2 separate regions of the Homo sapiens genome follow, and region 2 is linked to region 1. A link is a contact called in ENCODE Hi-C or POLR2A ChIA-PET data. All regions are on one chromosome and are shown on one strand. Each heading gives the region's core, a stretch centred on a gene start or an enhancer-like site at or near the end of the contact. The rest is flanking DNA. Distances are from core to core; before and after follow the strand shown.

Region 1 (5,903 bases), core at 2,472-4,971:
TTGGCCTCCCAAAGCACTGGGATTACAGGTGTGAGCCAAATCACCTGGCCAAATTTTTAAAAGTAAAATAAATGAACTGAGAAAACAGAACTGTTCGTGGGTATTCTATCCAAAAAATGCAGGAGGTTAATTCAGTCTGTCTAGAGCAAGCCACTCTGCCTGAATCAGTCAGTCATCTTCACCAGGCGCAAGGAATTGTGTTTGTCTTTGACAAACTTCATGATTAATAGATTGAAATTTCATGTCCACTGGTCCTAAGCCTTCCTCCCCAAGGTCTCACATATACAGAAATTATCCACCAGGATGACCCTCCGAAACACATAGCAGATCCTGTTACCTTTTGCCCAACACTACCATGGTTGACATATAAACCCTTTGCAATAATGTATTTGCTTCCTTTGCACAAGTTGTTCCCATTTTTAGAGTGCCCTCTGCACTTCTTTGTATAGAGTACGTAAGCTGTAGTTAAATTATCACCTCCCCTTGAGCCCTCAGTGAAATCTCCCTGCCTCCTTTTCTGCTTCATAACCTGGCAAGAGTGGCCACACCACACCCATCGAGTCCTCAGCTACTGCAGCACAGTAACAGCCTGTCCACGTCAGCCTCCTCCATTGGTCTGTGAGCTGCTCGATGGCTGGAATGTAGTCTTGTCCTTTCTCCCCCTCAGTGCCCAGACTAGGGCCTGGTCCATGGTAGATGCTCAGTAAACATTTGTTGATTGGGGCAGGGCGCGGTGGCTCACGCCTGTAATCCCAACACTTTGGGAGGCCGAGGCGAGTGGATCATGAGGTCAGGAGATCAAGACCATCCTGGCTAACACGGTGAAACCCCATCTCTACTAAAAAAATACAAAAAATTAGCCGGGTGTGGTGGCGGGCACCCGTAGTCCCAGCTACTCGGGAGGCTGGGGCAGGAGAATGGTGTGAACCCGGGAGGTGGAGCTTGCAGTGAGCCAAGATTGTGCCACTGCACTCCAGCCTGGGAGACAGCGTGAGACTCCGTCTCCAAAAAAAAAAAAAATTGTTGATTGGCCGGCGCAGTGGCTCACACCTGTAATCCCAGCACTTTGGGAGGCTGAGGTGGGTGGCTCACCTGAGGTCAAGAGTTTGAGACCCGCCTGACCAACATGGTGAAACTTCGTCTCTACTAAAAATACAAAAATTACCGAGGCGTGGTGGCGGGCACCTGTAATCCCAGCTACTCAGGAGGCTGAGGCAGGACAATCGCTTGAACCTAGGAGGTGGAGGTTGCAGTGAGCCAAGACCACGCCATTGCACTCCATCCTGGGCAACAAGAGCAAAAACTCCGTCTCAAATTTAAAAAAACACACACACACATTTGCTGATTAAATGACACATCCATTTCCTAACTGCGCTGGAGAACCTGAGCTCAAATGTGTAGGAGTGGGTAGAAAAGAGACATGAGTGAAATATTAAAATCTCCACAAAGGCATGTATGGAGGTTTATCCTGGAGTATTTAGCATCCTGAAACAAGGGGCTCCTGTGTAAGGAGAAAGGAAGTTTGAGCAAATCATAAAGGTCCCTTTTGCCTGACAAAGATTAGACAACATCGGCTGGGCGTGGTGGCTCATGCCTGTAATCCCAGCACTTTGGGAGGCCGAGGCAGGCGGATCACAAGGTCAGGAGTTTGAGACCAGCCTGACCAACATGGCGAAACCCTGTCTCTACTAAAAATACAAAAATTAGCTGGGCGTGGTGGTGCGTGCCTGTAATCCCAGCTACTCGGGAGGCTGAGGCAGGAGAATTGCTTGAACCCAGGAGGCAGAGGTTGCAGTGAGCTGAGATGGCGCCACTGCACTCCAGCCTGGGCGACAGAGTGAGACTGTCTCAAAAAAACAAACAAACAAACAAAAACAAAAAAAAAAGATTAGACAACCTCCATTGACCCAATTCTTAACGCTTTTTTTTTTTTTTTTTTTTTTTTGTGAGGCAGGGTCTCTTCAGTTAATAGGGTTGCTTAAAAAAAAAAAAAAAAAGAGAGAGACAGGGTCTCAATCTGTTTCCCAGGCCAGAGTGCTGTGGTACAATCAGGGCTCACTGCAGCCTCGACCTCCTGGGCTCAAGTGATCCTCCCACCTCAGCCCCCCACCCCAAGAAGCTGGGACTACAGGTGCACCATGTAGTCCCACCATGAACACTCCTGAGTTCATGACACATGTAAGTGGTCCATGCAGGGCCTTTTCTCCTTTGTGTTTATTTATGTATTCCCTTTTGTCCCTATTCTTCCCCTCTCTCCCCACCACACCTGGCTAATTTTTTTGTTGTTTGTTTTTGAGACAGAGTCTTACTCTGTCGCCCAGGCTGGAGTACAGTGGCACGATCTTGGCTCATTGCAACCTTTGCTTCCCAGTTTCAAGCGATTCTCCTGCCTCAGCCTCCCAAGTAGCTGGAATTACAGACACCTGCCACCACACCCGGCTAAATTTTGTATTTTTAGTAGAGACGGGGTTTCACCATGTTGGCCAGGCTGGTCTTGAACTCCTGGCCTCAAGTGATCCTCCCGCCTTGGCCTCCCAAAGTGCTGGGGTTACAAGCGTGAGCCACTGCGCCCAGCCTAATTTTTTGGAGCGACAGGGTTTCACCATGTTGGCCAGGTTGGTCTTGAAGTGCTGAGCTCAAGCCGTCTGCCAGTCTCAGCCTCCCAAAGTGCTGGAATTACGGGCGTGAACCACCGTGCCCAGCCAATTCTTATGCTTTTGCAGCCGCGACCTCCATCCACTCTCTACCCTACATGTCACTCCTCTGCTTAAAACCAAAAGATTTCCACTGTACTTAGAAAAAACTCCACATTCCTCTCTCTGACCTACAGACTCTATGTGACCAAACCCCAATTATCCGACCTCATCTCCTACCACTCTTTCCCTTTCTTACCATACTTTAGCCACACTAGCTTGCTTTCTGTTCCTTGACTATACTCTCAGTTGATTTCTGCCCTAGGGCCTTCACACTGGCTGTTCCCGCTGCCTGGACCACTCTCTTCCCGTATCTTCCTAAGCCTGCCTCCTAATTTGGGTCTCAACGCAAATGTCCCGTCCTCAGAGATGCTCTGCTAGACCACAGTATCTAATACTGACCCCTCCGCCCCACCCTCACACCAGTTACCGTGTCATATCGCCCTCCTCCATTTTTTTTTTTTTTTTACTATACAGTCCTACTTGAAGTTTCTAATCTTTCTTTTCTCATTAACCAAAACTGGAGGGAGGAAAAAGCCCATCATTTTCCCTGGACAGCAGCGCCTACTGGGAGTTTCACCCGCATTAACATGCAAACGACAGGCAAACTCCTAGTCATCCTTCCAAAGACCCTGCTCCATAGCCCTGCCGAGCCCGGTGCGCACCTGCTCACTTCCGACCCAGCGCGGTCGCACGAGGACTGGACGTTTGAGTCCGAGCAACTCCCCCCGGCTGAGGCGGCTCTTCGGGGGCTGGGCCGGGACCTATGAGTCTGGGACTCCAGCTCCCGGCCCAGGGCCGACAACTGCGAAGAGAACAAGCCCAAGGGCAGATTGTTCGGGGCTTAGTCGTGGGTAGCAGGGGTTCTGGAGAAGGCTGGGGCCCGGGAGGCCGGCCGAGCTTTCCCCGCCGCGCGCCTCAGCTCCGCCGGCCGCTGTGCCCGCCCTCGGCCCGCACCTGCCGGCTCCCAAGCCCGCCCGCTCTCACCTCGCCCCGCAGCCCCGGCCCCGGCTTCCGGCGCCACTGTCATCGGAACCGGAAGCCGCGGCGGGCGATCGGCGGCCCGGGCCCGCCCATTGGCGGTTTTGCGGAGGGGTGGCCGTCCCACGAGCCCGCGGCTTTGCGCCTCACCGCCGAGGCTCCCCGCCGCGCATGCCGAGTGGAGTCGCCCGCGGGAACCGGGCGGCGGCCAGAAAAGCCGCGCCTGTAGTCCTCTGGGGGTCGCGCCTGGTCGTTTCCAGGTTCCGAGTCCCTCCGGCCCGGCCCCGGGCCTCCCAGTCGGCGGAAGCCCCTGGCCGCGACCGCTCCTCGCCGGCGGGCGGGTTCCCCACCCGGCAGAGGCGTCGGCCTCGCACTCAACCCAGCACCCGACTCCCGGGTCAGAAGCCCCAAGCCCCAAGTGGTTACGCTTACAGCGCTGCCCGCCCTGCTCAGTGAGGGCGGCGCGGGGGCCGTGAGGGGCAGTGGCTGGGCTAGGTGCGCACCGGCCTCGGCAGGGCTGTGGAGCAGGGTCTTTGGAAGGATGACTAGGAGTTTGCCTGTCGTTTGCATGTTAATGCGGGTGAAACTCCCAGTAGGCGCTGCTGTCCAGGGAAAATGATGGGCTTTTTCCTCTCTCCAGTTTTGGTTAATGAGAAAAGAAAGATTAGAAACTTCAAGTAGGACTGTGAACAGGCTTAGGGATCCTGGACAGAGCCTAGAAATCTCAGGAGAACTGAGAGCTCTTGAAATATGAAGTGATGCTTAAAAAAAAAAAGAAAACTCCAGGCCGGGCGCGGCGGCTCACGCCTGTAATCCCAGCACTTTGGGAGGCCGAGGCGGGCGGATCAGGAGGTCAGGAGATCGAGACCATCCTGGCTAACACGGTGAAACCCCGTCTCTACTAAAAATACAAAAAATTGGCCGGGCGAGGTGGGGGGCGCCTGTAGTCCCAGCCACTCGGGAGGCTGAGGCAGGAGAATGTCGTGAACCCGGGAGGCGGAGCTCGGAGTGAGCCGAGACGGCGCCACTGCACTCCAGCCTGGGCGACAGAGCGAGACTCCGTCTCAAAAAAAAAGAATAGAAAACTCCGGGCCGGGCGGCTCACGCCTGTAATCCCAGCACTTTGGGAGGCTGAGGCGGGCGGAACATAAGGTCAGGAGTTCGAGACCAGCCTGTCCAATATGGTGAAACCCCGTCTGTACTAAAAATACAAAAATTAGCCGGGAATGGTGGCAGGCGCCTGTAGTCCCATGATCCTAGCTACTCGGGAGACTGAGGCAGGAGAATCGTTTGAACCCGAGAGGCGGAGGTTGCAGTGAGCCGAGATCGCGCCATTGCACTCCAGCCTAGGCGACAGAGCGAGACTCCGTCTCAAAAAAAAAAAAAAGAAAAGAAAAGAAAACTCCTTTCCTGTCCCAGCCTTTCTGGTCCCCTTAGCCCGAACTTAATCTGCCCACTGGGTATTCAACAGAATTCAGTTCTGCGGAGGAGGGGGTCCAGCCCTACCCTGCCGCCCTGTGTTGGTCGCTGTCCTGGGGAACGGGGGAAGGGGAGAAGATGGGAGCTGCCCATCTGCCCTAAGGAGGAAGGGTGAGGGTTAGGAAGGAGGAGGGAACAGGCACTGACCCCAAACCCAGGTCCAGACTGAATTTTCTTTTTCTTTTTTTGAGATGAAGTCTTGCTCTGTTGCCCAGGCTGGAGTGCAGTGGTGTGATCTCGGTTCACTGCAACCTCCACCTCCAAGCTTCGAGCGATTGTCCTGCCTCAGCTCCATGAGTAACAGATTACAGACATGCTCCACCATGCCCGGCTAATTTTTGTATTTTTAGTAGAGAGGGGATTTTGCCATGTTGGCCAGGCTGGTCTCAAACTCCTGACCTCAGGTGATCCACCCACCACAGCCTCCCAAATTGCTGGGATTACAGGCATGAACCACCACACCCAGCCCCAGATTGAATTTTCTATCCCGGACCCTCTGCTCTGGAGGGAAAGAGTAGAGAAGTCCCCACTCCTCCTCAGGCCTCAGCTGGGACTAGGAACAGCCCTGGAGAAAAAGCCAGGTCTCTGTGTTGCCCACTTCTGCTCCCTTTTTGGTTGGGCCTCATTCCAGGCCATCCTCCCCTTGAATCCTCCATGCCTTCCCCTCCCTCCCCTTTGCACAACTTACTTTTTTTTTTTTTTTCAAAATAGAGAGGTGGTCTCCCTATGTTGCCCAAGCTGGTTGCGAAC
Region 2 (5,903 bases), core at 1,670-4,169, 700 kb after region 1:
AAGTACTGCAGGGGCCCATTGAGAAACTTGCTAGAGGCCTCCTGCGAACATGCCCTGCAGTCATTGCTTCACTGTGAGTGAGCAACAGACACCCACCCCTCAACCCAGGGCAAGGCCTTCCCAGAAGGGGAACTCCTCCCCCACACCCACAGGTCCCTCACCCAACCCTCCATCCGCCAGCCTCCCACCCTCAGTTACTTCCTCCTCCCCCCTCCCAGCCACATCAAGGCAGCAGCAAAGAGTCACATGCAAATATCCTGTCCTGGGCTGCCCAGTCAGTGGAGCTCTTCCCCACCCTCCCTGTCCCCTTTCAGTGTCCCTGGGCCCCCTCCCCATGCCTCTGAGTGCCTGGGAAGAGAAGGGGTACTGAGGGAGGTCTCAAGCCCCAGCGTTGTCCCACTCCATCCTCACAGCAACTCTGCCAGAGCAGGCCCAATTTTATATGAAAACTGAGATTCTGAAGTGAGGAATCAATTCACCCAAGATGACCAAGCCCAGAGTATACCCAAGATGACCAAGCCCAGAGACCAATCCTGGGTACAGGATTCGTACCCAGCTCCCTATGGCCACAACCCAAGCTCCTTTCCCACCCCAAACATGGCTGGCATCTATTAGGTGCCAACTGTATACACACACCAAGGGTTCCCAAACCCCACCTGGGGCCTCAGATCACTTGAGAAGCCGTCAGGGGCCCCAGCCTCAAGCTCATGAAAAGCCAGTTCATGAGGTGGTTCTGATGCAGCCCGTCCAGGCGCCTGGGCTCAGGACTCAGTGACAATCAGGGTTTCCTTTAGTCTTTATGTCCCACCCCCAACCGTTCCACAAAAAGGGGTACTGAAGTTGAGAAAGAAGAGACATGTTTAAAGTCATGCAGGTCGGCCAGGCGCGGTGGCTCATGCCTATAATCCCAGCAATTAGGGAGGCCAGAGGCAGGCGGATCACTTGAGGTCAGGAGTTCAAGACCAGCCAGGCCAACATGGTGAAACCCATCTGTGCTATAAATACAAAAATTAGCTGGGTGTGGTGGCATGCACCTGTAGTCCCAGCTACTTGGGAGGCTGAGGGAGGAGAGTCACTTGAACCCAGGAGGCGGAGGTTGCAGTGAGCCCTGCACTCCAGCCTGGGTGACACAGTGAGACTCTGTCTCAAAAAAAAGCCATGCAGGTGGGAGGGGCAGAGCCAGGTTGTCGTAAGGGTTCTCTAGTGGAGGTACCAGTCCCCAGTCTGGCCATACCACCCTGTGCCTTGCCCATGGCCTGACAAAGCTTGTCCAAAGGTACCCACACTCTCCGGCCAGGCAGTGCCATCAGCAGGCCTGAGGCCTTAACTGGCTACAGCCCTAGGGAAGAAGGCCTGTTTCGGCCCTCCCCACCCCTCCTCCCTGGCTGGTTGGATGACGAGGCAGAACAGAATCGGCAGATGCCCCCAGAGGCTGGGAGGAAGGCCTAGCCCATGGGCTCGATAAGGGACAGGGGATAAGACAGGCTCCCCAGGCAATGAGGACCCAGCCTGCCATGCCATTTCTGGGCTGCACCTCGCCAGAGCACTTGGTGGGCACGGGGTGCCAGGTGTAGCACCCAGCTGAAAGTTCCTCTGGGCTTCCTATAGACTGTGCCGGTCATCCTGTGTCTTAGGCCCGAGTCAATCACAATCTTGCTGTGTGACTGATGCTAATCCCTGGTTTGAGCCTCAGCTTCCCACATGTAAAATATGGTAGAAAGGTGAAGCAGATGACTTTTTAAGCCTGGAAGCCCAGCAAAGGGTGGAAAAACTGTCACAATCTCCCTCCTTGCCCTGGAGTTCCAAAAAGATGGGTCTTGTTTACTGCTGCTTCCCCAGCACCCTGGAAAAGGTGGGGCAGAGTGGGTGGTCAGTGATCATGTTACTGAGGTGGAGTGTGGCAGGTGGGGGCAGACTGACCACAAGGCAGTGAGGACCCGATCTGGTCCTTCTGTGTCTCCCAGGACCTGCACAGAGCAAGTGCCTGATAACATCTGGGGTGGGAGCCACGAGGAGCTACACACACACTCGGTCCACCAGACTGGTTTCCCCAGCCAGACCTCTGAGCTTACAATACTGACAGAGCAGCATGCTCTGCTCCCACTTCTTTCTGTGTCCGCTAGCCCCACTAGACCATGGGCTCCCTGAGGGCAAATATCCATTCACCTCTGCCCTCAGTGTCCTGAGGCACGGAGCAAGTGGCAGTCCTATAAGTAGCATTTGTGGCCAGGAGTTTCCCCAAGTCAGGTGGGCTGTGCTACGCAGAGGGTCCGTTTATTCATTCTCCAGCTTTACCTATCGCCAACTTTGCGCGGGATTAGGCTAGGGTGCTGGGGTCTGGGCCCCTGGCACGTGGGGCATCTTTACACCTCTCCCCTGGAGGAGGCTTGCCTCTCAGACAGGCTCTCCTGGGGCTCCGGTCCCACCCTTCCCTCTTCGTCTCACCTTCTTTCACTCCTTCACCCCCACCCGCCGCGAGGGCGGCGGCCTGACCCCCGCCCCTTCCTGGGCCCCGAATCCCGGGGGCAGGTGCGGAGGAGGAAGACGACGGGCCGGAAAGGCTCGTGTCTGGGCGGGGTGTAAGGCGCAGGGCCCGCGGGCCTAGGGGATCCGACGGCTGGGTAGCCCTGCGGAGCTCAGACGCAGCGCACTCGCGCTCCACGCACCCGGGCCCGGCCGCCCACCCGGCCGCCTCACCTTCCCGGGCCTTGAGTAGCACCGTGTTCGCTACGATGTTCTCGAGCTCCATGGGCTGTGGCGCCGCCTGGCCCGCCGGGCCGCGCCGCCGGCCGGGATCGCGCGCGAGTGCCGAGGCCGGATGGCGATCGGCGCGGCTCGGCGCGGCTCGGCTCGGCTCGCAGTGACCGCGCCGCGGCCTCCCCGGCCTCCCCGGCCGCCGCAGCCAGCCGCGCACTCTCCGCCCCCTCCCGGGGGCCACCCCGGCGCTGGCCCGCCCTGCCCCGCCCTCTGTTTACCTCATTTGACCAATCACCGGGCAGAAGCTCCCCGCGCCGTCTTCCCATTAGTCTTCCTCTTCATTTTTTCCCCCGCCCCCCCAGCTGGGGACTCGCTCAAAGAAGTACGGGGGCGGGACCAATCACGTCACCTCTTCCTGGTTGGTCTGAGGGCGGGGTTCAGCCCCTAGGTTCGAATTTCTAGGCTTTCGTAGGATACCAAACTGCCAATTAGGGCCGAGCCCTCAGCCGGGACAATGGAGGTGGGTACTCTGGGGCACGCCCAGGAGGCCGAATATGTGATTGGGTGAAGAAGACGTCCGTCATCTCAAGTACTGCATTTTGATTGGGTCGTCGCCTGAAGGTGTGGCCCGGCGGCCTTTGGCTCGCAGACGGCTTTTCTAGGGTTTTGTCGGGGACGCGCTCCGTATCCTGGGCCTCCTGCGGGCTGGCAGCGAGTTTGTTTGGTCCACTTGTGTGGCCGTATTCCCTTGGGTCGGCCCCAATCAGGAGGGCGCACATCGAAAGAGGGAGAGACAGGGAGGAGGCTGCGGCCTCGCAGCCGTTCCCCGACCTCTTGCCCGGTCGCCGCAGGCGCCCCGCCCAGCCCCCGCAGCCGGATGTTGTGATTTCTCTCCACCCACTCGGCCTCGCCTTCCCTCGGCCTCTGCCGCCTTATAAGGCAGCGCTACCACCCCTAGACCTCGGGATGAGTTCACACCCATTATACAGGTGGGGAGCTGAGGCGCCGGACGTCAAGTGGCTGGCTCCAGCCCGAAGACTACGGAGAAAACAAGGCTGAAATCTTACAGCTAATCAACACCTTGTAGCTTAACACCCCGCTTCCTCCACCCCCTACTTCACGCAGCAGGAAACAGGCTTGCCCAAACTCCGCGAGTAAGGCAGAGCCGGATCCATCTAGGCTTCTCTAGTTCCTATGCATTCATTCATCCGAAAATACAGAGCAACACCTCTGTGCCAGGCACCAAGCCAGGTGCTGGAGAACACAGTGATGGCAGCAAGATAGCCAGGCTCCCTGCTTACTTGCTAGAAGTGGAGGGAGCAAGTGAGGGCAGGGTGAGATAAAGGTAATTATTCTGTAAATAAACAAATAGATGGTTTCAGAGAGTGACAACTGCTCTTCGGACGTTAAGAGAGTGTGTGACACTCTCAGGGTGTGACATTTGAGCGGATCCAGTAGAAGCAACAGCAAACGCAGAGGCTCTAAGCCAGACTAAGTGGTGTGTTCAGGGAATAGGAGAAGGCGTCCGCAGCTTCTGGGCCCAGTGGTCTGAGATGAGACAGAAGGAGCAAAGGCACTAGCTAGGTCATGGAGGACTGTGAACACGTCCAGGAGGCTGAAGTGTTTTTGCTAAGTGAAATGTGAAACATTTGAAAGAATGATTTATATTTTAAAAATATCACTCTGGTGGATTCCTAGGGGGCCAAGAGTGGAAGCAGAGCAGTCAGGAGTTTACAGAATTCCAGTAAAGAGATGGTGGTGGCCTGGACCTACAAGGTGGCAATAGAGACGGAGAAAAGTGGATGGATCTAGGATCTAGGGAGTTAAGTACCTTAAAAGAGGGAAACCCTCCTGGCTAATGCGGTGAAACCCCGTCTCTACTAAAAATACAAAAAATTAGCCGGGCATGGTGGCGGGCACCTGTAGTCCCAGCTACTTGGGAGGCTGAGGCAGGAGAATGGTGTGAACCTGGGAGGTGGAGCTTGCAGTGGGCCGAGATCGTGCCAATACACTCCAGCCTGGGCAACAGAGTGAGACTCCGTCTCAAAAAAAAAAAAAAAAAAGGGAAACCCAGGGCCCAGTGGAACATAGGGCAGGTACCTCACTTAGTGAAGGCTGTTGTGTCCAAGTGAAATCTGAAGATTCAGTGAAAATGTGCAGGTTACTGGAGTAGGGAGGGAAAGAGCCTTCTGGACAGAGGGGTATCACATGTTCGAAGTTCCGTAGAGGAAGTCAGGAAGGGCTCCTGCGTTCAGCACCTAAGCATCCAGCTGGGGTTTAAAGGTACACAGTGGTACACAATGGGGTCGACATGGGGGCAAGAAATGAGGCTGAAGTCTCAGGAGGGGCCTGGATCAGGGAGGGCCTTGAGAGCCACCTAAGGAATTTTGGACTTCGTCTTGAAGGTGGTAGGGAGCTCTCACGGAGGTTTTGAGTAGGGTGATCAGATTTGCTTTCATAGAGAGCTCTGGGCTGCACTGTGAAGGATAAGCTGAGGGGAGGGGGCTGGCTTGTTGTTGTTTTAGTTCCCAACATCTGAAGCCCTTCCCGTTTGAGAAGAATCCTATGAGATGTGGAGGCAGACCCTGCCTTCAACTCAGGAAATCAAAGAAGGGAGGTAGAATTTTTTCTCCCAGGTCTCTGGTAGCTGGAGCACAATTCCAATGTTTCCAACCAGGTCTTTGAATCTAGAGCATGTGACCGGCACAAGACATCAGGGGGATCATTTAGAATTCACTGTGGAGGCCGTGGAGGTTGGGGGAGGCAAGGAAGGCAGTCAAGCTAGGCCCTTCCTGGGGGAGGGGGATTCAGCAAGCCCCCCAGGCTGCCCCATCCATTCCTCATCTGCTTAGTTACTCAGAATTGGCTTCCTTGTCTGCAAGCCAAGTATCCTAAGACAGGTGAGAGACCTTTTAGAAGGAACTTTTAGAGAGAGGAATGATGGTGCCCTATGCTGGGGCAGTGGCCAGGACATGCAGACAGGTGGACAGATGGAGACCTGGCATGTAGCTGGCATGAACAGGACATGGCAATAGATAAGAGGTGAAGAGGAGATGTCACTCAGGAAATTTCGTTCCAGCTCTTTAAGCCATTTTCCACCTACAGCCAAAGTGATATTTTTAAAAGGGAAAATTGGCTAAGCATGGTGGCTCATGCCTGTAATCCCAGAACTTTGGGAGGCCAAGGCAGGCTGATCACCTGAGCTC

The links. Hi-C counts contacts between places; a loop is a spot of excess contacts on that map. ChIA-PET counts read pairs that join two places held with the same protein, here RNA polymerase II (POLR2A). Pooled maps may share reads with other maps.
Region 2: a pooled map shows a loop between it and region 1 (6-fold over the local background). The contact joins the promoter of GRK6 here to the promoter of RMND5B in region 1. A Hi-C loop is called at or near these places in 1 of 37 single-sample maps with no recorded cell type and 5 of 50 pooled maps. POLR2A ChIA-PET finds 5 or more read pairs at or near these places in 2 of 52 experiments (GM12878 and naive thymus-derived CD4-positive, alpha-beta T cell).

The regions. Positions count from the first base shown.
Region 1 is chr5:178,128,832-178,134,734 of GRCh38, reverse strand. It overlaps RMND5B (required for meiotic nuclear division 5 homolog B), which reads right to left and starts at 3,721. Exons shown (of 11, transcript NM_022762.5): 1 at 3,681-3,721; 2 at 3,359-3,498. RefSeq lists enhancers at 2,088-2,617, 3,896-4,547, 4,548-5,199 and a silencer at 3,575-4,164.
Region 2 is chr5:177,423,692-177,429,594 of GRCh38, reverse strand. GRK6 (G protein-coupled receptor kinase 6) reads right to left here and starts at 2,919. Exons shown (of 16, transcript NM_001004106.3): 1 at 2,698-2,919. The coding sequence starts at 2,749. RefSeq lists a silencer at 2,346-2,995 and enhancers at 2,706-3,245, 3,666-3,835.